Linked DNA regions of Mus musculus: all the other regions are linked to region 4. Evidence: chromatin loops called from intact Hi-C (ENCODE). Cell type or tissue: heart. All regions are shown on one strand. Each heading gives the region's core, and the rest is flanking DNA. Links, peaks and the distances in the headings are about the cores only. Region 1 holds the start of Stat1 (signal transducer and activator of transcription 1). Region 2 holds the start of Nab1 (Ngfi-A binding protein 1). Region 3 overlaps Gls (glutaminase). Region 4 holds the start of Gls (glutaminase).

What was found. Peaks named below come from ENCODE experiments on the same cell type or tissue, not always from the same donor. Only the 100,000 strongest peaks of a DNase experiment are listed, where the experiment ranks them.
Region 1: it touches region 4 in a loop (4-fold over the local background); 3 of 42 quality-filtered maps call a loop at or near these places.
Region 2: a loop joins it to region 4, with 3.0 times the contacts of the local background. A loop is called at or near these places in 3 of 42 quality-filtered maps.
Region 3: it touches region 4 in a loop (2.9-fold over the local background); 7 of 42 quality-filtered maps call a loop at or near these places.

Annotation. Positions count from the first base shown.
Region 1 is chr1:52,116,895-52,122,684 of GRCm38, reverse strand. Stat1 (signal transducer and activator of transcription 1) reads right to left here and starts at 3,247. Exons shown (of 25, transcript NM_009283.4): 1 at 3,062-3,247; 2 at 2,613-2,773; 3 at 1-94. The coding sequence starts at 91. In heart, for the core only: CTCF peaks have their summits at 3,156 and 3,374; a DNase peak (open chromatin) is centred at 3,234; H3K4me3 peaks cover 2,200 bases; H3K27ac peaks cover 1,376 bases.
Region 2 is chr1:52,498,013-52,503,802 of GRCm38, reverse strand. It overlaps Nab1 (Ngfi-A binding protein 1), which reads left to right and starts at 3,355. Exons shown (of 8, transcript NM_008667.3): 1 at 3,355-3,593. It also overlaps the pseudogene Gm5976. In heart, for the core only: no CTCF peak of the experiment used is centred there; DNase peaks (open chromatin) are centred at 3,212 and 3,882; H3K4me3 peaks cover 2,096 bases; H3K27ac peaks cover 1,966 bases.
Region 3 is chr1:52,172,439-52,178,228 of GRCm38, reverse strand. All of the region lies in intron 14 of Gls (glutaminase), which reads left to right. Among named protein-coding and RNA genes, the nearest start is that of Stat1, 56 kb to the right of the region's middle. In heart, for the core only: no CTCF peak of the experiment used is centred there; a DNase peak (open chromatin) is centred at 2,708.
Region 4 is chr1:52,231,073-52,236,862 of GRCm38, reverse strand. It overlaps Gls (glutaminase), which reads left to right and starts at 3,631. Exons shown (of 18, transcript NM_001081081.2): 1 at 3,631-4,271. The coding sequence starts at 3,871. In heart, for the core only: no CTCF peak of the experiment used is centred there; DNase peaks (open chromatin) are centred at 3,522 and 4,352; H3K4me3 peaks cover 2,636 bases; H3K27ac peaks cover 2,547 bases.

The DNA of each region.
Region 1 (5,790 bases), core at 578-5,577, 110 kb after region 4:
TGATTTCCATGGGGAAACTGTCATCGTACAGCTGGTGGACCTGCTCCAGGAACTTGGAGTCCAGCTGCTGAAGCTCGAACCACTGTGACATCCTCTGCAGAAAGAACATGCGTGTGAACGGATAGCTGCAGCTCCAGACGAAGCCTCTCTCTCTCCCAGTGCCTCTCAACCTTCCTGACACCCGGACCCGTCAGTACAGCTCCTCATGCTGTGGGGAGCCCAACCATTAAATTACTCTCGGGGCTACTTCATAACTGCCGTTTTATGAGTTGTAATGTAAATATTTTCGAGGCTAGAGCCTTGTCACGGAGGTCGTGACCCACAGGTTGAGAACCTCCATCCTGTTGGTTTCTGAAAAGCATTACCTGAATCGTATCCATACCCAATATTTTTGTTGAGTTTTGGAATCACCTTTTTTTTTTTTTTCCTTCTACAGAAAATATACCCTCAGGTGTTTACTCAAATGTCTAGGCAGATACTCTGGTAGTTTATTTCCATGCTAACCATCTCTGCCTTAGAAAACACTCCCCTTTTCCGATATGATTTTCTCCAGTGTATTTATCACCCTGACCCATCACACATTCCCTCTTGTACCTTCTTATCTCTCTCTCTTTTTTTTTTTTTTTTTTTTTTTTGTCTGAAGAAAGGGAGATGGAACAATGTCACGGACAAATTAGGTATCCAGTAAATATTATTCTAAGAACAAATTGATACTTTTTTAATCAAGCAAGTAGTTATTAGAATTAAGATAGCTCACAAGCACTTCCTAAAGCTTTATCTGCAAGTTATAGTGCATTGGAAAGCTGGTATTTTATGACTATTCCATTTTACCTATTGTATGTGCGCTTGGGTATGTGTACACATGTGCCCCACCACATACGTGGAGGTCAGAGGATGGCCTGCAGGAGCAGGTTTCCTCCTTCCACCTGGGAGTCCTAGGAACAAGATCAAGTCCTCCAGTGTGGCAGCAAGACCTTCTACCCACTGAACCATCTCTTTCGATTAAGGTGACATTTTATAGTTATGATTCATAAAGTATTTTTGCTAAACACATTTTAAAAGAAATAGTTTTTCTTTTGTGCCTCCAGTAAACAATAAATCTGGCACAAAGAAGTCCCAAATCTCAATAGTGATTTTTTTAATGTGTTTTATGTTTGTTGTACAGGCAGACACATGTCGAGGTCAAAGTTAGTATCAGGATATCAGCCTCAATCTTTTCTCCAGTTTATTTTTTTGAGACAAGCTCGCCAGCAAACTCTGTGCTCCCCAACACTGAAGTCACAGAGGCATGTCACTATACCTGCCTTTTTTCTTTTGAATGTTGGTGATCCAAATTCAGGTTCTCATACTTGCACAGCTAGAACTACCTGCAGTAAGCCATGTTCAAGACCACACCTGAACTCATAGCACTTGGGAAAGCTGAGGCAAGAAGGCCACAAGTTCAAGGTCAGCCTGAGATGAATACTGAGCGCTTCTGAGGCTACACAGTGAGTCACTGGCTCAGAAAAAGAAATGTCTTTTTTTTTCATACAGCATTGCCAAATGCCATTTGAAAGAATAAAGTAATATTTGTCTCGTCAGATAAACATGAAGTCAGTTTTTATATTGTAATCCTAAAGGTTAAAAATTATAGCAATCCCTAAATTAAGGAAGTCTTGAGATAGAAACAAGTTACCTGTGACAATCATGTAACGGGATACACACCACTACACAATGGCACCACCACAATTCAGAGTGGGAGACTGTAGTAGCGCCAGACCTCTGAGGAAAGGTCTGTACTCTGATGGAGCATATGGGACTGTATGGATAAATACTTGTTTTCAAACACTCATGTGCAGGAATGAAGTCATGTCTGCTGCACAAATGCCCCTTCAAAGGATAATAAGGAAATGTCTACACTACAAAGCAAGCCGCCATTTCAAATACCATTGGAAAGGACTCCAGCCCACCACTGTGGCATGTCTGTAAACCTGAGACTGGCAAGACAGTCCTTAAACACCTGGCTCAGAGTCTGGAGTTGGCTCTTTCCTGTTTTCATGCCTCCAACAAACATTCTATCCTCCCGGTCTAGCCCGTTCTGCACAGACCACATTGTTTCCAACAATCTAGCAGAATTCCGTATAGATGGTACTTCTTCCTAAAACTGTCTATCCCTCCCACACATAACTTTCTTTGGCCTGTACCAGGCTGCCATTTGCACGGTTTTTAGCGCATGAACTTTCCACAGGAAGCTTGCTGTCTGCACGCATCAGAGCCTCTGAGGGGATATATTTTGCTATCAGCGTCCTCTGGACCCTACAGCGCCGGGCATATAGCCTAAGTGTTACTGAGCACAGAACCGTTTGTTCCGCTGAAACCTTGTATGTATCAGAAGGCGTAGGAAAGCAAAAGGCAAACCCCATGATGAACCTACAAGTCTGAGTCCTCATTGATCAATCAGGGCTCAAGTCATTCCTGCCAGATAAAAGCAATCTTCACCCATCCATTCACCTATCCCTAAACTTTTAGGTAGTGTTCGGGAGTATTTTAGATAGTGATTATACCATTAGTGGTTCTGCGGAACCTAAATACCACCTTTAAGTTTCAGAAAACCGGTAAGGGCTGATACATACTGAGATTCCAAATGCTTCCGTTCCCACGTAGACTTACTGGGCTGTCTCCGGGTGCAGGTTCGGGATTCAACACAAGCAATCACCACACACAGCAAGTTATATGCCAGTTGCATGCGCGGCGGCGTGGCGCCGGCTCAGGGTATGGAGCAGAGCTGAAACGACTGCAAAAAGAAGAAAATGTTACAGTGGTGGAAAGGGGCTGGAGGCAAGGCGAGCAAAGGTTAAGCGGGAAGGTGCAGTGTCTTCCGGGAGAAATGTCTATTGCACAAGTCATTTTACCCTAGAAGTGAGAACGGCAGGATAAGAGAGCCAAGCAGCGCCAAGAGTTGGGCAAGCGATCCGGCTCCTGGCGTTCTCTCTGCGGGATGACAGGTCACCTGTGGGCAGCAGACCCCAGGTCCGAGGAGAGGGCGCCCCACTTCCACCCGCACCCGCACCCGGATCCGCACCTGGCTCTCACTCACTCACTGCACGCAGGAGCTCGAGTCTGGGCAAATCTCTCTGCGCCGCTCAGCAGTGTCCCAAGTGGGTCTGAGGGGCGCGGTCCCGGAGGTCTCCAGGGAGCTTTGACAGACTCGGCGCTGAAAACCGAAAGTACCGGGCAGGAAAAAAGGCTAGAGGGCGTCCCGCCTCCTTCCGCCTCAGCCAATCAGCGGCAGAGATTGGCCGGCTGTTCCATCAGCGCACCGTCCCCCCCCCCTCGGCTGCTTGGCCTTCCTGGTCCGCGCGCTCCCTACCCGGCGTGCGAAACTTGGGGCGCCGCTGTGCGGTGCAAACCGCAGACAGGGGGTTGTGTTTACAAGGTTGGAAACTATAGGCTTGCGCAAGCTCAGTCTTGGAGATCCTGCATTAAGTAGGCGCATCACTGCGGGATTCAGAATTGGGGACTAGAGATTAACCTTCACGCTACTAAAGCCAGGGAGCTTAATTTACCAATTTGAAAACATTCAATACTTGCCTTTAACTCAGCAGCTACAGAGAACTTGCTCTTGCAGAGGACAGGGCTTGGATTTGCAGTGCCTGCGTAATGGTTCCCAACTCCAGTTCCAGGAGTCTAGTGCCCTCTTCGGACCTCCACTGACGTCAACCAAGCCTGCAAGAAGTACACATACACGCAAGCAAAACAAAAATGTCATGAAATAAAATAAATAATTCTAACTAATATGTTTAAGAAAAATAAAGCTTTACACAATTGACACCTCCATTACCGAAACTTTTGTCCCGCTTAGCCATCATGATGACAGGACCTCTTTGCTTCTTCCTTTCTCGCAGGACATCCCTCTGTCCCCCATCTCCATTATTAAACTACTAAACCAGAATGTGAGTCTCTTATCTACCCTTCTCCCGTTGTGCCTTTGATGACTGTCCCTGTAACTTCCATGTCCTGGAGCACTCCTAGATGTATACACACCCACTGCTTTCTTCCAAGTGTCACAGTTACCCTGTCCTTGGATATCTACTGAGTCTGTAAACCAACTGTACTCAAAACACAGGTTCCTCCTCATACCCCGTCTTAGTCTGGAACGGATGAGGGCCAAGCCATAGACGTTGCCCATTTAGTCCCGGACACTTGGTCCTCGAGCCTCGGTTGGTCTAGCTCCTGTTTCTACCTCTTCCACCACCCCGTCCTCTTACCTGGATCATTGCTGTGGCTTTTCTGGTGACTGCTTGACTTTGGCTTTTCACTCCCTTTTAATTTATCTGCCATACACTCATTTGGGTGATTTTTTTTTAAATCTAATTGCAATGCTGATCATGTCATGCCAATCTAAAAATTTCATGATGGCTTTTCTTGCTTGGTCTTAGACAATTCAAATTTCTCAATATATTCTCTAAAGCCATGTTCCCCTATCACTTTCTTTAATCTCAGCTTGTGCTACTCTGTTTTCATTGCTTAGTACAGCATTTTTATTCTTTGAATAAGCAAAACTCTTTCCCCAAACTCAATCTTCTCACCAGCAGTGTTCTCTTTGAAAAGTCCTCTAAGCCAACATCTGTATTCTCAAATTCTTTGAGGAGTCACTAACTCATGTTAAAATCTAGGATCAATTGGGTGCTGATGGCAGACAGCATTAATCCCAGTACTAAGCAGGCAGAGGTAAGCTGATTCCTGTAAGTTCGAGGCCAGCCTAGTCTAAAGAGTGAGTTCCAGGACAGCCAGGGCTACACTGAGAAACCCTGTCTTGAAAAACCCAAAATCAACCAACCAACCAAAGAACAAACAAAAACCCCTCAGATCAAATGTCACTTTTCTACATAGATATCACAGAGGACCAACTAGGTCTTCTTAGAATGCACACCTAGAGAATCAATTGTTTCCTTGAAACAGATGGAATTTGAATCATGCCTTGAACAGCACCACTTTAGTTGGCAAAAGATCTAAGTAATTTCCCAAGGATGTGTATATATGTGTGCACGTATATTATAGCCTTTATAGATGGATATAGTCTATTTTCTTGTCACACGTGCACCCTCACAAAGGCATCACAGAACTGACTCCTGGTCAAGATCGTCCACAAATGTCCCTGCCTTTCTTCCTGTTTGGTGGTTGTCTAATGACCCAATCACATTTGTTTATATTTTCTCTCAAGGTTTTCATATTTTTGAAGTGTCCAAGTCTTATTATCTGTAAGAGTTACAGTTTCTGGAAGGAAATCACTTTCTTATTTTGTAGGTACCACCGTGTAAGACATCAGCTGTTAAACTGGTCAGGGGAAAGCCTGTCTCACTATGTCTCAATCCTCCTCAAAGAACTACAGGCCACTGAGGAAACCTGGGAGCCGGAGTGCTCTTACCCAGGGAAGAGCGCGGCAATTTGTTATCCGGTGCCCCAAATGTCAGCTCTAAAAATATACAAACAAGTAGCACTATGCTAAAAGAAGAGATTCTCCTTAAGCTATGCACGTATAAGAACAATTAGTGAAAAAGGAAGGTCATGCTTGTGAAGGAGAGCAGGGAGGGGCAGATGGGAGAGCCTGGAGAGAAGAAAAAGAGAAATGTTCTAAGTATATTATATTCTCAAAGTTTAGAAGGTAAAACATGTAAACTAAAGCAAACAAAGAGTAACCACACCAAAACCAAAACAGAAACCTAGAAGAAAGAAATTTGTAAACACAGGATATTATCATACAACGTTGGACTTGGGAAACCGAATCTTTGTCACAATATCAAGTAGGCA
Region 2 (5,790 bases), core at 377-5,376, 270 kb before region 4:
TCAAGATTGTCAGCAATGCATCCTGCACCACCAACTGCTTAGCCCCCCTGGCTAAGGTCACTCATGACAACTTTGGCATCGTGGAAGGGTTCATGACCACAGTTCATGCCATCACTGCCACTCAGAAGACTGTGGATAGTCCCTCTGGAAAGCTGTGGTGTGATGGCCATGGGGCTGCCCAGAACATCATCCCTGCATCCACTGGTGCTGCAAAGACTGTGGGCAAGGTCATCCCAGAGCTGAACAGAAAGCTCACTGGCATGGCCTTCCATGTTCCTATCCCCAGTGTGTCTATTGTGGATCTGACATGCTGCCTGGAGAAACCTGCCAAGTATGATGAAATCAAGAAGGTGGTGAAGCAGGCATCTAAAAGCCCACTGAAGGACATCCTGGGCTACACTGAGGACCAGGTTGTCTCCTGTGACTTCAACAGCAACTCCCATTCCTCCACCTGGGGCTAGCATTGCTCGCAATGACAACTTTGTAAAGCTCATTTCCTGGTATGACAATGAATATGGTTACTGCAACAGGGTGATGGACCTCGTGGTATACATGGCCTCCAAGGAGTAAGAAACCCTGGACCACCCACTCCAGCAAGAACACTGAGAGCAAGAGAGAGGCCCTTGGTTGTTGAAGAGTCCCTATCCCAACTCGGCGCCCAACACTGAGCATCTCCCTCAAAATTTCCATTCCAGAACCCCAAAACAACAGGAGAGGCCTGGGGACCCCTCCCTACTCTCTTGAATACCATCAATAAAGTTCACTGCACACACACACACACCCCAAAAAAGAGAAATGTTCAGGTATCCTTAAGGCTCTTTCTGGAATGTGGGATGAGACAGGAACCTCCCATTTTAAAGAATTTTAGTTCTATTTCACTGTGACATGGATTCAAGGGAGTGCCAAGTTGATAGTTGTGTTGATAGTCCATGAATCTATTAATATAGGAAATAAAGAATTGAAGAGAAACAGATCATGTTCCTTAGCTTTTAGGCTTTCTTTTGATCTTTTATTTTTGCTGTTTTATAGAAAAGTTCTGGGAACAGAACCATGGTTTAAACTGTGGTTTAACCACGGTTATTTGTGTCCTCAGAACTTAACTTTGGTATTTAATTAACACTTAACAAGACGTACTGGAGAAAATGAGTAATTTAAGCATACAGGTATTTATGGTAAAATCAAACCAGAAGAAACAAAGCTACTGCAGGGTTCTTTTTAACAAAAGATATCCAAATGGTCTCAAGAAGAACCATTTGTGTTGCCACGTTCTCTTAGAACTGCCTGGGACTGCCTCCAAGAAATTCTAAAACGGTCTAATCTCTCCCAGAGGGCCTTCAGAGAACAACCCCACTCCATAATTGTTACCTTACAGAATGTATCCCTTCTCCTCCCACTAAGGCACCAAGGAGCTAGAAGACCTCCACTCTGAGAGCAGGGAGGTGGAGTTTAGGAATGGGAAGGACGGCATGCACAGAATCAATGCTTTCTCCTCCAACTTGTCTCACATACAGGTGAACATCTCAGGCCTGTCGAACAGTCCTGTTGACTACAGTGTGCCCATAAAGAACCTGATGCCTAAAAGCTTAAAATTTTTTTCTTTCATTTTCTTTCCTCCCACCACCTCTCCCAGAAACCATAGGGCATTTAAGCAAAGCATAGTGGGCCCAGAATGCCATTCTTAATGTGGGAAGAACACACTATCTAATGTGCCCAGAACATAAACAAGGAAGGACTTGAGTGGTTAACTGTAAAAAGGATCAGCCCCAGACACATTTCCTTGTCGGTATAGCCTTCAGCAGGGCAGAAGCACGCCCTACCGGAGCACAGCATGCAATTTGGACTCAATTCTGGAGAACGCTGTGCAGTGCAGGTGAGCTCACCAAGTTGACTAATCACTAACTGCGTGGCATAAAGCTACACGCACCCCTCCCCCTAGGCTTTTCAGAAGCAACAATGTTTGCAAACCATCAGAGTTCCCAGTGAAGAATTAGAAGAATTTTGCGGATTTCATTGCTCGACTACCCATTAACCTCTACCTTTCCACACCGGCCAAGAAATTGTCTCAGTAGCCCTGACTGTACTACAACCACCCAAATTAAATTCCTCTTCGCTGAGCAGGAGCATAAACACTGACAATTGGAGTGGCAGGGAGACACTTGTAGCTGTTATTTCTTCTGAAGAATTTGAGGAACTAAGAATAATTATTTAAAATACCAACTATTCTAGACAGGCTTGTCACTAACAGGGAAGATATTTCAGCTTAAATGTATACTTAACCATGTAACTATATGTTTATATATTTATGCATTTAAGTACATATCTATTCCATTGACATCACTCATTTGTAGAACATGTTTTTACAAAAAGAAAAAATGGTTTATTTAATAAGGTCTTTTTCTTTCAATATTATCATCCCACCCATTGTTGCAACATAAAGATGTGGTTTAAAGAATTTCTCTTCTCAAAGAATGCCTTGTATCCCCTTCAACCAAGTAGGCACACTCTGGGAGGCCAGCCAGGAAGTGGGAACGGCCTCCTATATAAAACTGGATTTTTATATGTACATTAAAACAGGATTCTACCTGTATTGCAGTAAGAGCACACCATTAAAACTTGAATTCTTTTCTTTGAAACCCCCTCCCCAAGGAAGGCAAAAATAGATTTAATTTTTTTCCCCTTAAAATTTTGGCAATAGCTTTAGCTTTTGAGGTGCTGTAACACTTTCTTTGGCTAGAAAAGTTTATGCAAACCAAGCTCAAAATGTCTACACCTTGCCTTAAGAACTCTATTTTGACACGCTCAAGACAGCACCAGGAGTGTGTCATTTGCCTACAGGAAGACAACAGAGAATGGCCTGTAAAGTAACACAAGGTTTCCAGACATGAAAAGGGTGTCATTAAGCCACCAGGCCAGAGTTTCCCTTTCCTCCCTCCTCAAACCAGGCCTGGGCGAGGGTGGGGACAGGGTGGAGTGGGCGAGGAGGGACAGGTCCGCACCGCACCTGCGGTTCTGTACCCCCCCCACCCCCTCCCTCCTGGGCGGGCCCGGTGCGGGGCTTGGCAGGCAGCGCTGTCCGCGGATCCACGGAAGCCTCCTCCTCCTCCGACCCGCGCGCGCGCCCCCACCCGCGCGCTCCCAGCTGCCGTGGGAATGGGCCACCCCCGGGACCGCGCCGAGCCTCAGCCCCGCCGGCCCCCACCCCCGCCCCGCGGCCGCCCACGCCGGGATCTGCGTCACTCGGCCGCGCGTGGGCGGGAGCCGGAGCGGCGAATGGAGCAAGAGCGGAATCTCCCGATGTGACAGCGCGCGGGGCGGGGCGGGGGCGGCGGAGGTGGCGGGGGAGGGAGAGGGAGAGGCCGAGGGAGGGGCGGCGGGAGAGGCCTAGGGAGGGCGCCCGGGGCCGCCGCCGCCCGCCTCCGCCCGAGCCTCCGCCCGCGCGACCGAGCGAGCGCCGTCGGGGCGGGCGGGGGACGGAGCGCGCGCCCACCGCGTCCCTGCCCCCCTCGATGGGCGCGGGGGCGTCCCGGCCGCCGCAGCCGCCGCAGGAGCCCGGCAGAGCCGTCGTCGCGGAGCGCGCCGCAGCTGCGGGCCGCGTAGGTACCGGGAGGGCCTCGAGATGGAGCGGGGGGCGCGGACGCGTGGCTCGGCGGGGCCGTCGCGTCCTGCCGGGCGGGGGGCGCGGGCTGTGCGGGGAGGACGCGCTCGCGGGCCCGCGTGGGGTGCCAGCTCCGGGGCGACCAGGGACTTCCGAAAAGTGCCGCTGAGTCTCCGCTTTCTTCCTGTTATCCGCCCCTTCCTACTGTAGTTGTGTTTTCAGAGCGGAAGGAGAGTTTTGCTTGGAAGTGGCTTTCAGAAACTTGGCACCCAGGTGCAGGGAAGCGGGAGTCGCCGAGCCTTTGAGGCTGAGTGGGGAATGTGCAGACACGTGTAGGACAGAGAAGCTTTGGACGCAGGTGTGTGACCTTACGGGGACAGACACCGAAGTACGGTCAACCCGGGAGATCTGCAAGGAATCTCCTGGGTAGAGCTGGAATTTGCGTCTGTAGGTTGAGCTGACCAAGTTTTGCAGCGGGCGACCAGCGGGAACCGTGCCCTGGCTCAGGGAGGCTTGGGAAATTTTGGATTGCCTGCTAATTTACAATTTGATCCGAAAGAGCTGGTTTGGAGTAAGTTGTCACTACCGATTGGTTTGCCAGTGACGTGCCTGCCAACTTTACGGAGTGCAAAGATCAGAATCTCTAAGGAGATTCTAAGATCTCGTATAAAAATATTTTGGCAGTTTTAATAGTTAATATTAGATTGCATAGGAGCAGAGGAACCGAATTTAAAATAAGATTAGTCACATCCGAAATGGTTCGCTGTTTTGTACACGCAGCGAATTACCCTTTTTAAATATTCACTTTTTGAAAAATCTTTCTTTGTACAATATATGTTATGACATTTATAATTCATCTGCCGGTTTTAAGAAGAGATACTGGAGAGAGGATGTATAGGGTCCATTGTATCGGATAGCCGACCAGGGTGGAGGCTATCTTCCTGAGATTCAAAGAGCTGCTTCACACCCAGCTTCTGTGCCAGCACAAGTGACTTGGATTGAAGGTTTCTTCCTCCAGCTTGCATCTTTTGAGACATTTAATTCTGTTCTTTCAGTAAGCTCAAGCAGATAAATAAGTATGCTGTTGAGAATTTGTAGATAGGCAGTGCAGTCAGCCTTCTTCATCTCTGTTTCCAGTTTAGATACTGGAACATTACATCTTGAAAGAAAATAATTTCAAGAAGTGCTAGGGAGATAATTTGTTTCTTTCTTTCTTTCTTTCTTTTCTTTTTCTTTTTTTTTTTTTTTTTTTTTTTTTTTTTTGACTTGACCATCTTATGCTTAGCCTGCCATTCCACTACTGAGCATGCTTTTTCTCTCCTGAGGCCCAGTCTCCTGTTGTGTGGGACTGTATTAGTGACAGCATGGGGCACTGGAAATTTTACTTCATTCTGTCCTTTAGTTGTGAATATATTTCAGATGACAAATTCTTAAGATTCATCTAGATGATACAGAAAATTTTAGTGAGCTATTATGCCTAATAAATTTCATCAAGTACGTAGATTATAATTGCATAATCATACCTAAACTAAAAGTTTTTCTTTTGTTGCTGATTAATAACAACCATGCCCTATAGAAAACCTAGCCTTGTCTCCTCTTCATTATTTAAACAATTTCATATCTCTTTTACTTCAACTTTAAGGACGTATGGTTTATTTAACTTTGTATTGTAGATGCTTTGAAAGAAAAATTATGAAGTGGGGCAGACCTTTGAAGAATTTGTGTCATGAACTCTAGATTTTAAGAGTAAAAAATGGGTGGATGGTAGCAAGTGTGTTAGAGTTCTGTGCCTGGTGACTTAGAATCCATGCTAGAGTTAGGCCTTGGCTATCTCATTATAATAAACCTGTTTTTGTTGCATTTTTAAAATAAGGAAATCTCTATTTTTGACATAATGTGAATGTGTTCTATATACCACAGGGCCATCATATATTAGTGTTGCTTTCATGAAAGTGACCATCGTATAAACAGTTTCAGATGGTGCTAATGTGTGACTCTTTCACATGTTCATATTTCACTGTGGATCTTATCAAACATATTAAAGAATAAAAAGCAGCCCCTTGAGTATACTGTAAGAGTGCCAGCTCCTTTGCCGGGGTCCCACTCTCCTCTCACCTGCTTCTTTTAATCCTTGAGTGGTGGAGAGAAAAATAGTGTGGCTATTATAGTAAGTGCAACTTTCCTTTCTGATCTGA
Region 3 (5,790 bases), core at 553-5,552, 59 kb after region 4:
TGGTTGTGAGCCACCATGTGGTTGCTGGGAATTGAACTCAGGGCCTCTGGAAGAGCAGTCAGTGCCCTTAATTGCTGAGCCATCTCTCCAGCCCATCTTTTTTTATTTTAAAAACATTTAGTTTTTTTTTTTTTTAATGCATGTGTTTTGTTGCATGTATGTGTGTACGACATGTGTGCCTGATGCTTACAGAAGTCAGAAGAGGGCATTGGATATCCTCAAACTGGAGTAGAGACAGTTGTGAGCCACCATGTTGGTACTGGGGCTCAAACCCGTGACCTATGCAAGAACAAGACATGCTCTTAACTAACCCAAGCCATCTCTCCAGTCTCTAGTATTTATTATGTCTTATCTATGTTGATTTAGTATGGAAAAACAAACTGGTGTCTGGTTTATTTTACATAATGAGATCTACAATTCCAACTATTTTCTTACAGAAGGTGTGGTATGACTACATGAAAACTCTGCTGTATGTACATACATACCTTACCCATTTATCAGTAAGGACCTCGGTAGGCCTATTGTAAACAGGGCTGCAGTAAAGAATGTAAAACTCAATCTTGTGTCACAGGTATATCTCAAGATAGTTTGGGAAACATTCATACAGGGTCTTATATGCCACTAAGGACATATATTTTGTTCAAACTGCAATGTGAACCCTGACAGCTTTTAAGAATTGACATGGTTCAGTTTTTATACACTGGAGAATGTACTGGAGGGAGAAAAAAATTTCAGATGTGCACTTGAGATATGTGCTAGGATAAGCTTAGCATCCAGTAGGTGAGAAGAATGTGACATCAAGTTCATTGTCATGGTTAGGATGAGCAATAGGACTAAAGCTGCTGCCCTTTGCAAAAAAAAAAAAAAAAAAAAACCACCACAGAAGCACATCTTGGGAGAGGGCTAGAAAGTAGATCATCTTGAGCTCTTAAAAGAGTTAAGTATCTGTAGGTAGCAAGAGTTGTTTTCTAAACACCAGGGTAAAAGTACTCAGAGCAAGGTGAATGAACTCAGCCAACCTTTGGATCTCGTGCCTGTCACCTTATACTTGGAAGCAGGCTGTTCTGCCTGAGCTGCATTGGCCTTTGCTGAACATCTAAGTACAGGAAGGGAGATGGATTGAAAGAGGCTCTTTCAATCAGGAGAAGCTCTCAGAAACCCACCTGGCACTGTTGACAGGACTACATCTAAGGACGAATTTTTATTTGAGCACATTGCTGTTCCTAACAAAGAGATTGTTACTGCAAGAGGGCACTAAATCTGGCAAGGAGCAGTGTATGAGCTGTAGGGGATTGTATGCCGAGCTTTTACTTTATGAACATAAGAACAGGGCAGTTAGAGCTCCGAAGTTACTGTTCAAGGAGACTATGACAGATGAGAAGTGAAGCAGACCTTGGGCTGAGCCCTTAAACTTCTGGGTAGGATAGAGCAGTAGGGAACTGCACTTGGAAAAAGTAGCCAGTGGAGAAACCTAAGGACTATCAGAAGTCTAGAAAAGTGTTTCTGGTAGTTGGGAGTATTGAACTCAATGGAGAACTAAGATAAAGGCTTTGTGCTCATGGGTCTTCCCTCCCCCCATGGTGTTAAGATGCCATTTTACTTAAAGAGTGCTAAGAGTAGGTGCTATGGACATTTTTATTGTTGCTGGGTAACTTAACCCTGCCTCCTATTTTTTAAAGAATTTGTATTTGCTTTGAAATATAAAGGTCCCAGAACTCTCCACTGCTGATAAAATGTATCCTGTCAAGAATTAGAGGTTAGAGTAGACCCTAGAGAGATAGCAATCAATATAGGGTTCCTGGAAAGAGCCGGGGCACTCAGGTAAGTGGAAGATTAGCCTTGATTGGGGAAAGTACCCCCAATAAAATAGAGCAGGGCAGATTTGTAGACATGGTTGGGTGTAGAAATATATTAACCTTTTTCTTTTCCTGGAGAAAAGGGGGTACTTTCTTTTGATAATAACACTTGAATAGCTTTGTTGAGTAAATCGCTAGAAAGCTTATGAGCAGGCGGCCTCTCAGCCTGCTTAACAGTACAGGGCTATAAAACTGTGCTCTGCATTCCTGCTGATAGTCAGGTGGCTCATTAATAAAGAACAGATGTCTGCTTATGACACTCCACACATACATTTTTTATCTTTGATGGCAAGGCATTTGGATTACATATATTGTCAACCTGAAAGTGTTCCTTTAGTGTCACGTTAGAGTGGTGTGTGTGTGTGTGTGTGTGTGTGTGTGTGTTAACCTGAAAAAAGTCTGAGGACTTACTTAATACTCAAGTCCTTGATGAGCTAAGGAGAGCATGTGCTTTATTTCTTTGGTTGGTTGGTGTTTAGTTGTTGTTTATTTTTGTAATGACATTAGTAACCTCAATATTTTGTTTAAGCTGGTAGTCTTGTTTTTTAGCAAGGCTTTTTAGATTACACGTTACTGAGAAATGTTGAGTGAGACTTCTACAACAAAATAGGATATGCAGTCATGATGGTTTATTTAACAGGTGAAGTATCCATTTGTGCACCTGATACTGCAGGGAGCAGAAATGGAGAACAGGCTGGTCAGGCAGGACAGCTTTTCAGTTACCTACTTAAGTTTTAAATTAAAACCATTGTAATAGAGCTGGGTAAGCCTTAGCGTGGATACAAACTAAGGAAAAGAAATCACGGGACCCAGTTTCCAGCTGGCAATAGAGGTGGAAAACAAGCTTGGGATAAAAGTGAAACCAGTGACCCAGTCCCGCTCCAACTCTCCCATCTCCCTCCCTCCCCGGATTTAGCAAAGTTCCCTTAGGAATTAGAACTCAATTGTTCGATTTCCTTCTCACCTTTGCTTATGAATCTGAGGTCTGTCAAGGCCTAGAACCCCTGTGGTTAAGTACAGACTGAGAACACAGATACCCTGGGTCTGTGCCTGGTTACTCATCGGTGTCATGTAACCTTAACCTAGGCTCTTAATCTCAGCAGCAACTAATAAATAGAACATAGCCATCTACATATTTTATATCTGGCCTGTCAAAACTTCAAAAGTAAATAAATGCTGAATTTCTCATAATTAACCTACTACAAACGCAACATGATTCATACAGGTGCAGTTAGGAGAGTAGGTATCTGGGAAACAAGTCACAGTTGAGCTTGTAAAGTTCAAATAAGAGGTGGAAGATGTTATGATGATAGATTTAGTAAGCTTAATAATATACACACACTACACTATTAGCTATTGCAGAAAGAGTATGATTTTGGCATTCTAAGCCAGGTGAACTGAGGTGAAGTATAACATCTTTGTCCTACAGTTGTCATGACTTTGTACATGATTTGATAAGGAAAACGTAGTACTAGAAACTTTGTAAGACAAGGGAACTCTCAGCTTTTTTTTTTTAATTTACATTTTCAAATGTTATCCCTTTCCTGGTTTTCCCTCTGTAAACTCCTTATCCCATCCCCTTTGCCCTGCTTCTATAAGGGTGCTCCCCACCCACCTACTCACTCCCACCTCACCGCCCTAGCATTCCTCTACACTGGGGCATCAAGCCTTCACAGGACCAAGGGGCTCCTCTCCCATTGATGCCAGGTAAGGCCCCTTCAGCTCCTTCAGTCCTTCCCCTAACTCCTCCATTGGGGTCCCTGTGCTCAGTCCAATGGTTGGCTGTGAGCATCTGCATCTGCATCTGCATCTGCATTGGTCAGGATCTGGCAGAGCTTCACAAGAGTCAGCTGTATCAGGCTGTATCCTGTCAGCAAGCACTTGGCATTTGTCTGGGTTTGGTGTCTGCATATGGGATGGATCCCCAGGTGGGGCAGTCTCTAGATGGCCTTTCCTTCAGTGTCTGCTCCACTCCTGTATTTCCTTTAGACAGGAGCAGTTCTGGGTTAAAATTTTGGAAATAGGTGGGTGATCCTATCCCTCAAAGTGGGGGGAGGGGATGCTTAATCTCTGGATAAGGTCTCCACAGGTTCTCCCTCCCCTTTGTGGGGTATTTCAATTAATGTCATTCCCCTGAGGTCCTGGGAGGCTCATGCTTTCCTGGCATCTGGAACTATCTGATTGTTACCCCAGTTCCCCATCCCCCATTGCTACACACCTCTGTTCAATTTCCTGACTCTCTGTACATCTCTATCTCCTTCCATACCTGATTCTTCCCCCTTTCCCCCTCCCCGTCTTCTCTTCCTCCCAAGTCCCTCCCACCCTCTACTTCCCTTGATTATTTTGTTCCCCCTTCTAAGTAGGACTGAAGCATCCACATTTGGTCTTCCTTCCTCTTGAACTTCATATGATCTGTGAATTGTATCGTGGGTATTCCATGCTCTTTGCCTAATAGCCACTCATCAGTGAGTACAAACCATGTGTGGTCTTTTGTGACTGGGTTCCTCACTCAAGATGATATTTTTGGGATCCATCCATTTGCCTGTAAATTTCATGAATTTTTTTAAATAGCTCATAATTTTAATGAGTAGTAGTATCCCATTGTGTAAATGTACCACATTTTCTGTATCCATTCCTCTGTTGAAGGACATCAGAGTTGTTTCCAGCTTCTGGCTATTATAAATATGGCTGCTATAAACATAGTGAAACATGTGTCCTTATTACATGTTGGAGCATCTTCTGAGTATATGCCCAGGAGTGGTATAGCTAGGTCCTCATGTAGTACTATGTCCAATTTTCTCTATAAAGTTTTGATGGAAACATGCCCCAATGGAATTTTTCACTTTGGGAAGGTATACATTAAACCTTAGAACCCTCGATCTGATCTACAGAGCTCCTGTCCCTGCCATGTTTGGTCTCTGTTTCTGTGTTTCTAAGGATTCCGAGTAGGTTTTATACCTCTGGCTGTTATTGTTACCCCCCTATTTATTTTTTGGACCTCTAGTGTCAAGAGGAGAATTGGGAAAGAGCTTCTATAACTGTTAGGAGGCCCACATCCTTTGCAGGGTTGGCCCAACAGTACCTGGAGCTGTCCCTCTCCTTTATCGACACTACCATGTACCTCTAGGGGACATTTCAGTTTCACTGAACCAAACAGGAAATGCTACCGTTTAGTAAATGGGATACTACGCTTTTGGAGTTGTTTCATTTTGTTTCTTGGTACCTAAAGCTCATTACTTAATTTATATAAACTAAAACGTAGGGTATAGGATGTGGATGGCACATCAGTGTAGTCCCAGGATCCTACAGCTGAGTGGGAAGCTCTGAGTTCAAAGCCAGCCAGGGCTTTAAAATAGGGAAAGTGTGTCTGAAATAAAGAGGAATTTGTGATGTATTGTTAAGTGGTACCCAGGCATGTGATACCTTCTAGTGCCTTCTGTCTTGAAGAGAGACACTTTGTGATTAAACTTTTTCTACTGGTTTGAACCAAATTTAGGCCTTTTGTTTTCAATGAGAATAATAATAAACTTGCATGGTTAGTTCCCCTCTAGTAATTTTTGTTAAGTTAATGTCCCTCCTGTTCATCACAAAGCTAGCTGTTGTGCTCAGTGCTTTCTCATTTAACTTGTTTTTATCTCTGAACGGAAGCATGCTTGAAGATTGTTAGTAAAACTTAAAAACTAGCTTAAAAAATTTCAGCATTTTTTTTCTTTTGTCAATGATTAAGTGACTAAGCAAGGAACACAAACTGCCTTCAAAGATGTGTGATCTAAATTCAGAATTTTAAAAGGCAAGGCCTGGCAGAACATCTTCCTCAGATGTTCAGTCCCCAGCACTGAAAAAGCAAACAAACAAACAAACAAACAAACAGAATCCAGAACACAGGCTGGTAGTTCATATAGATGGTTACCAAAACAGACTACTTAGAAAAAGT
Region 4 (5,790 bases), core at 456-5,455:
GATTTGACCTTAGTACAAGGAGATAAGTATGGATCGATTCGCATTCTTCTACACGATAACAACCAGTTGTGCCAGCACCAATTGTTGAAAATGCTGTCTTTCTTCCACTGGATGGTTTTAGCTCCCTTGTCGAAGATCAAGTGACCATAGGTGTGTGGGTTCATTTCTGGGTCTTCAATTCTATTCCATTGGTCTACTTGTCTGTCTCTATACCAGTACCATGCAGTTTTTATCACAATTGCTCTGTAGTAAAGCTTTAGGTCAGGCATGGTGATTCCACCAGAGGTTCTTTTATCCTTGAGAAGAGTTTTTGCTATCCTAGGTTTTTGTTATTCCAGATGAATTTGCAAATTGCTCCTTCTAATTCGTTGAAGAATTGAGTTGGAATTTTGATGGGGATTGCATTGAATCTGTAGATTGCTTTTGGCAAGATAGCCATTTTTACAATGTTGATCCTGCCAATCCATGAGCATGGGAGATCTTTCCATCTTCTGAGATCTTCTTTAATTTCTTTCTTCAGAGACTTGAAGTTTTTATCATACAGATCTTTCACTTCCTTAGTTAGAGTCACGCCGAGATATTTTATATTATTTGTGACTATTGAGAAGGGTGTTGTTTCCCTAATTTCTTTCTCAGTCTGTTTATTCTTTGTGTAGAGAAAGGCCATTGACTTGTTTGAGTTTATTTTATATCCAGCTACTTCACCGAAGCTGTTTATCAGGTTTAGGAGTTCTCTGGTGGAATTTTTAGGGTCACTTATATATACTATCATATCATCTCAGCAGCGTTTTTCAACAAGGCTTATATAGGCCTGTAAAAGCAGGAAGTAGCAGTGGAAAGCTGTTTAAAGGTTTCCTGAGCCTTCTACACTTAAACTAGAATTTTAAACAAACCAAGATAAAGAGTGTCAGGAAGGTCTTTTCAACTTTAGTCTGAGGCAATGCTTCTCACCCTTCCTAATGCTGTGACCCTTTAATACAGTTCCTCACATTGTGGTGACCCCCCCACACATACACCATAAAGTTATTTTAATTGCAACTTCTTAACTATAATTTTGCTACTGTTATGAATCATAATGTTAAGTATCTGTTTTCTGAAGGTCCTAGGTGACCCTGTGAAAGGGTCACCCAAACCCCCAAAGGGGACATGACCCGTAGTTTGTGAGTCAGTGTTCTAAGAAGAGTGACTTTCTACTTTCCTCTTGGACAACTATCACTAAGCTCAATGTTTGTGGAAAAGAGGATGGGTAATGTATAGAGAGAGGGTATGTTACAATCTTGAGGCATTAGCTAGCCTTTCCTGGCCACGAAGAAGACAGATGCTCAGGGGCAAGCTCAGTAACATTCTTCAGCATATAGCAGAAGCAAAGTACACACATTCCAGTTCCACCCTTGGATGGTTACGTCAACAGGCCTGTGGAACTGCATCCTACTTAGCAAAGTAGAAGTTCAAGAGAGTCTCTGACGGCCTAACACGCAGAACATTTCTTCTTGCAGGTATTTCCTTAGATTATTATATGTGTATAAAGTATTTTGATACTGGTAGTTTGGATAACAGGTGATATGGTTAATTTTAATATAATGCAAACACAGTTTCCAAAGTTGTATGAATAAATATTGTTGAAGATAAAAATATCTAAGATTAGAAGAATCAAAGTTTCCTGCCATATTTCTATTCAGTTTGTAATAGTTTTGATTTGTTGTAGCTTTCTTGTTAGTTGTTTTATTATTACCTCAGATGTCCAACCTTGGTAAACTCAGGTCTTCCAAATGTTAGAAGTAACATTTGCCCTTTCTTATCAGTTCATTCTGAAAAGTAGAAACTCTAAAAATAGTCTACCAATGCATGTCTTTTCTTTACTTTTATCTTTTTCTTTTTCTATTCTTGTCTGTTTGCATGCATGCACATATGTGCAGCTCACTTTCCTCTGTGTGGAGGTCAGAGGTTCTAAAATTCACCAATTCAGCTAGCGTGACTAGCTCTGAGTCCTAGGGACTTGTCTCCACTCCAGGCATGGTTTGTAGGTAAGTGCCTGAGGTCGGACCTGCAGATCCTCATGCTTGAGCAGGGAGCCCTTCTACCCACTGAGTCATATCCTAAGTTCCTAATTGTTAAATATACTAGAAAGTGTTTAAACCTTTAATCATCAGAAGTCATTTCATTGAGCAATGGAAGAAACTAGGAAGAACTGGCATGAAAACGTTGACTGGATTGGTGAGTAGTCTGGATGGGGTTGAGAAAAAAGAGAAAAGAGGCAGTAAAAACAGATAACTAGTTTGTAAGAAACTGAACAACACTAAGGTTTGAAAGCAACCCATAAGTTAGAAAGACAAAGTTAGATATTATTAAGGGTAACATTTGCTATCTCTCCCCTAGAATGTATTGTTTTTCCTAAATATATAACTTTGATTCACTAATATTAATATTTTTGACAAACTAACCTTAAGCAATAATAAAAGCCACCCAAGTAATATAAAATTCTGGCTTTTTTTCCCCCCACAAGGTCATTTCCTTCACACTTTTTATTTTTATCTAAAGAGCAGGTTGAAAACAAAACAAAAACTTGAGCATGACAAGCCTGTAGGCACAGTCAGATTCTTTGGTTACTAATCTCGTTCAACATGTACAGATTGATTGGATTACTAAATCTGGTGAATTACATATCCTGCTAACTTTGGTGAATCTATGCATTTAAGCCTATCTGTTTCAGGAAATGGTTTAAAAAGCGGTTTTAGTCCTGAGTGGTATATGTGTGCAGACTCAGGAAACATATGATGCACACACATCTAAAAGGATACATGGATGAGGTGATGCTGTGCTGAAACAGTTTTGAGACATGGTATTCAGATGCTTCTATTTTAAAATGGCTTTTAAAATAGAAAAAGGATCTGCAGTATTTTGCTTTCAAGTCAACTGGTACTAATGAAATAATCGCCGTTCAAAAGATTTGGAGAAATCTTGTAGAAGATAGAAGAGATCCACCCTTACTCTGGCTTTTTCTCTATTCTTCGTTGTTCCTACGCTCAAACGTTCTAAATGTCTTAAGTTGCATAGCTGAAAGGATTTTGCTCATTTTTTCCAAAACATTTCGCTTCTGGGCAGTAGCCAACCATGGAAAGTTTTAAGCACATTTGGGAGAGGGATGAAGCTAGTCAGGGCGGCCTTGGCAGAACCGATGCCTTCAGAGGGGCGGACACATTCCCCTAACCGAGGGGGCGAGCAGTAGGTTTGGACCAGACGATCTGCCACCGCCAGCCTCCCTCCAGCCTTGGGCGGCCTGAACAGGCGCACTCCAGCTTCCTCAATAGCTGGAGGACGTGCTTCCCTGGAGCGCACCTGCCTGGTGAATGGCCAGACTCCGGAGCTACGGGTCCTCGCCCAGCTTGGCCTCAGGTGGCCCGAGGCAAGGGGGAAGAGCGGTCGGCGGGGCTGACACACGTCAGTCGTCCTTCTCCCCGCCCTCCAGGACCCAGCGGGACTGCGTACGGGCGCGGAGACAAATTTGACCGATTCTCTAGCCAATCAGAAGAGAGGTCGGCAGGCTGAGCCAATGGAAGAGCTTGCAGGGGGCAGGCCGTCAGCGTCCTCCCGCCCCCGGTTGGTGAGCCTGGTATGTCTCCAGCCCTCCCTTGAGCGTCAGTCTCAGTGCGGAGCTCGCGGCGGCCAGAGCAACTTCGGCTGGCTGCAGGCTGGGCGGCGGCGGCGGCGAGGGCGGCGGCGTTGGCGGCGGGAGCGGCGGAGCTGGGGCCACACCCCGTCCCGGACTTTTTCTCTTTCCAGTCCTCTCCCCGCCGTGCGGGACACGGTTCCGGGAGCAGAGCGGCCGCCCACGCCCCAAGCATCCTCATCTGACGAGCGGGCGCCGGCGGTATGATGCGGCTGCGAGGCTCGGCGATGCTACGGGAGCTGCTCTTAAGGCCGCCCGCCGCCGTCGGAGCCGTCCTGCGGCGCGCGCAGCCCCTCGGCACGCTGTGCCGGCGCCCCCGGGGCGGGAGCCGGCCGACCGCTGGCCTGGTGGCCGCTGCGCGACTCCACCCGTGGTGGGGCGGGGGCGGCCGCGCGAAGGGCCCCGGCGCGGGCGGCCTGTCCAGTTCGCCCTCGGAGATCCTACAGGAGCTGGGGAAGGGGGGTACGCCGCCACAGCAGCAGCAGCAGCAGCAGCAGCAGCCAGGGGCGTCGCCACCCGCAGCCCCGGGCCCCAAGGACAGCCCGGGGGAGACCGACGCGTTCGGCAACAGCGAGGGCAAGGAGATGGTGGCCGCGGGCGACAAGTGAGTTGCGTGGGTGAGGCTGAGGGGAGGGGTCGGGCCCTGGGCGGTGGGCGGTGGCGGTGCGGCTTAGCAACGGAGGTTCGCGGAAGAGAAAGAAAGCGATGCCAGGCGGCCTGCGACGGCTGTGCCATGTGATTAGGCCCGGCCCCGCCCGCGCCCCTCGCCTGCTCCCACTTCCCCTCCGTGGCCGGCGCGAGTCGCCCCGGGGTGACGGGTGAGCGCCGGGAGGGTCTTGCCTGCTGAAGCCCCTGCCGGGCAGAGGCTGCTGTCCGGCCGCGCCGCGTGCTCAGCGCCCCGGCTCTGCGAGGGTGATGCCACGCGAACCTCCATCTCTCCCGAGTGACATTGAGGAGTCGGGCGTAGAGCGGAGCTTCTACCTTCCCGATTCACCTTTTTGCCAGGCCGCAGTTCCCCCATTCTGTAAGCCTCCACCACCATCCCACTGGATGCCAGATGTGGCCTTGGGTTCTTAATCCTCCTGAGGTGGATCGTTTTGGCGTGCGTAGAGCCATCTGGGCCACCGGAAATAATGCTTCAGAAATGAGATTAGGCGGAATAGGGACATGTGGCCTAGAGGACGAGGAACGCAGCATGGACCACCTGTTCCTATCGGGACCAGTGATGGCTTGTCTGATGTCTTCTGTGCGGTGGACAGATTTTTAAAGGATAAAATTGTTTTAAAAGCACAAAAATAAGGTGACATAAAATACACAAAATCTAAGTAGTTTTAGGGACTTGATTGTGATAGGATGTTGACTCATTGTGTATATAGGGTGGGAATTTAGCCTAAGAGCAAAATTGAGTTTTCTTTGCTGAATGCTTTTGTGTAATATAGTTTCCCCAACTAGGTAAACACTGACTTTTAGGCTTTTTCTGTATCCTATTTTTCTGACTTTATACTGATATGGTGTATCCTGTTTTGCATTTTACTTCTCTTCCAGCTCTGCACAGTAGCTTAAGTCAAACTGAAAGTGTGAATTTTATGACTTCAATCTCAGGCCTGCTTAATGTTTCCTGTAATTGATGTGGGTACCTTCCTAAAACATTCCTGGTTATTTTCCCAGAGTGAAAATGTTATTTAAAACAAAATGAAACAACAACAAAAACCCTTAATAAGGAAAAAGGCACTTAATGATGGTATTCTGTGATAGTAGCTTTGTACCACAAACTACCTTGATGATCATGGGCACATTATTACATGTGTTGGATTAGATGACTCAAATCCCATTTAGTGTTTTTGTTTTGTTTTGCTTTTCAAGACAGGGTTTCTCTGTGAAGCCCTGGCTGCCCTGAAACTCACTCTGTAGACCAAGCTGGCCTCGAACTCAGGGATATGCCTGCCTCTGCCTCCCAAGTGCTGGGATTAATAAAGGCATGTGCAACCTCCTCCAGGCTTTGTTTTGTTTTCAAAACCTACACTTTGGTTACATTTGCACCTCTAATGTTTTAGAAAGTAGAAGATGTATTGTTTGTTTAGTCAAATACCTTACCTTCACCTTACCATCATTTGGTTTACACA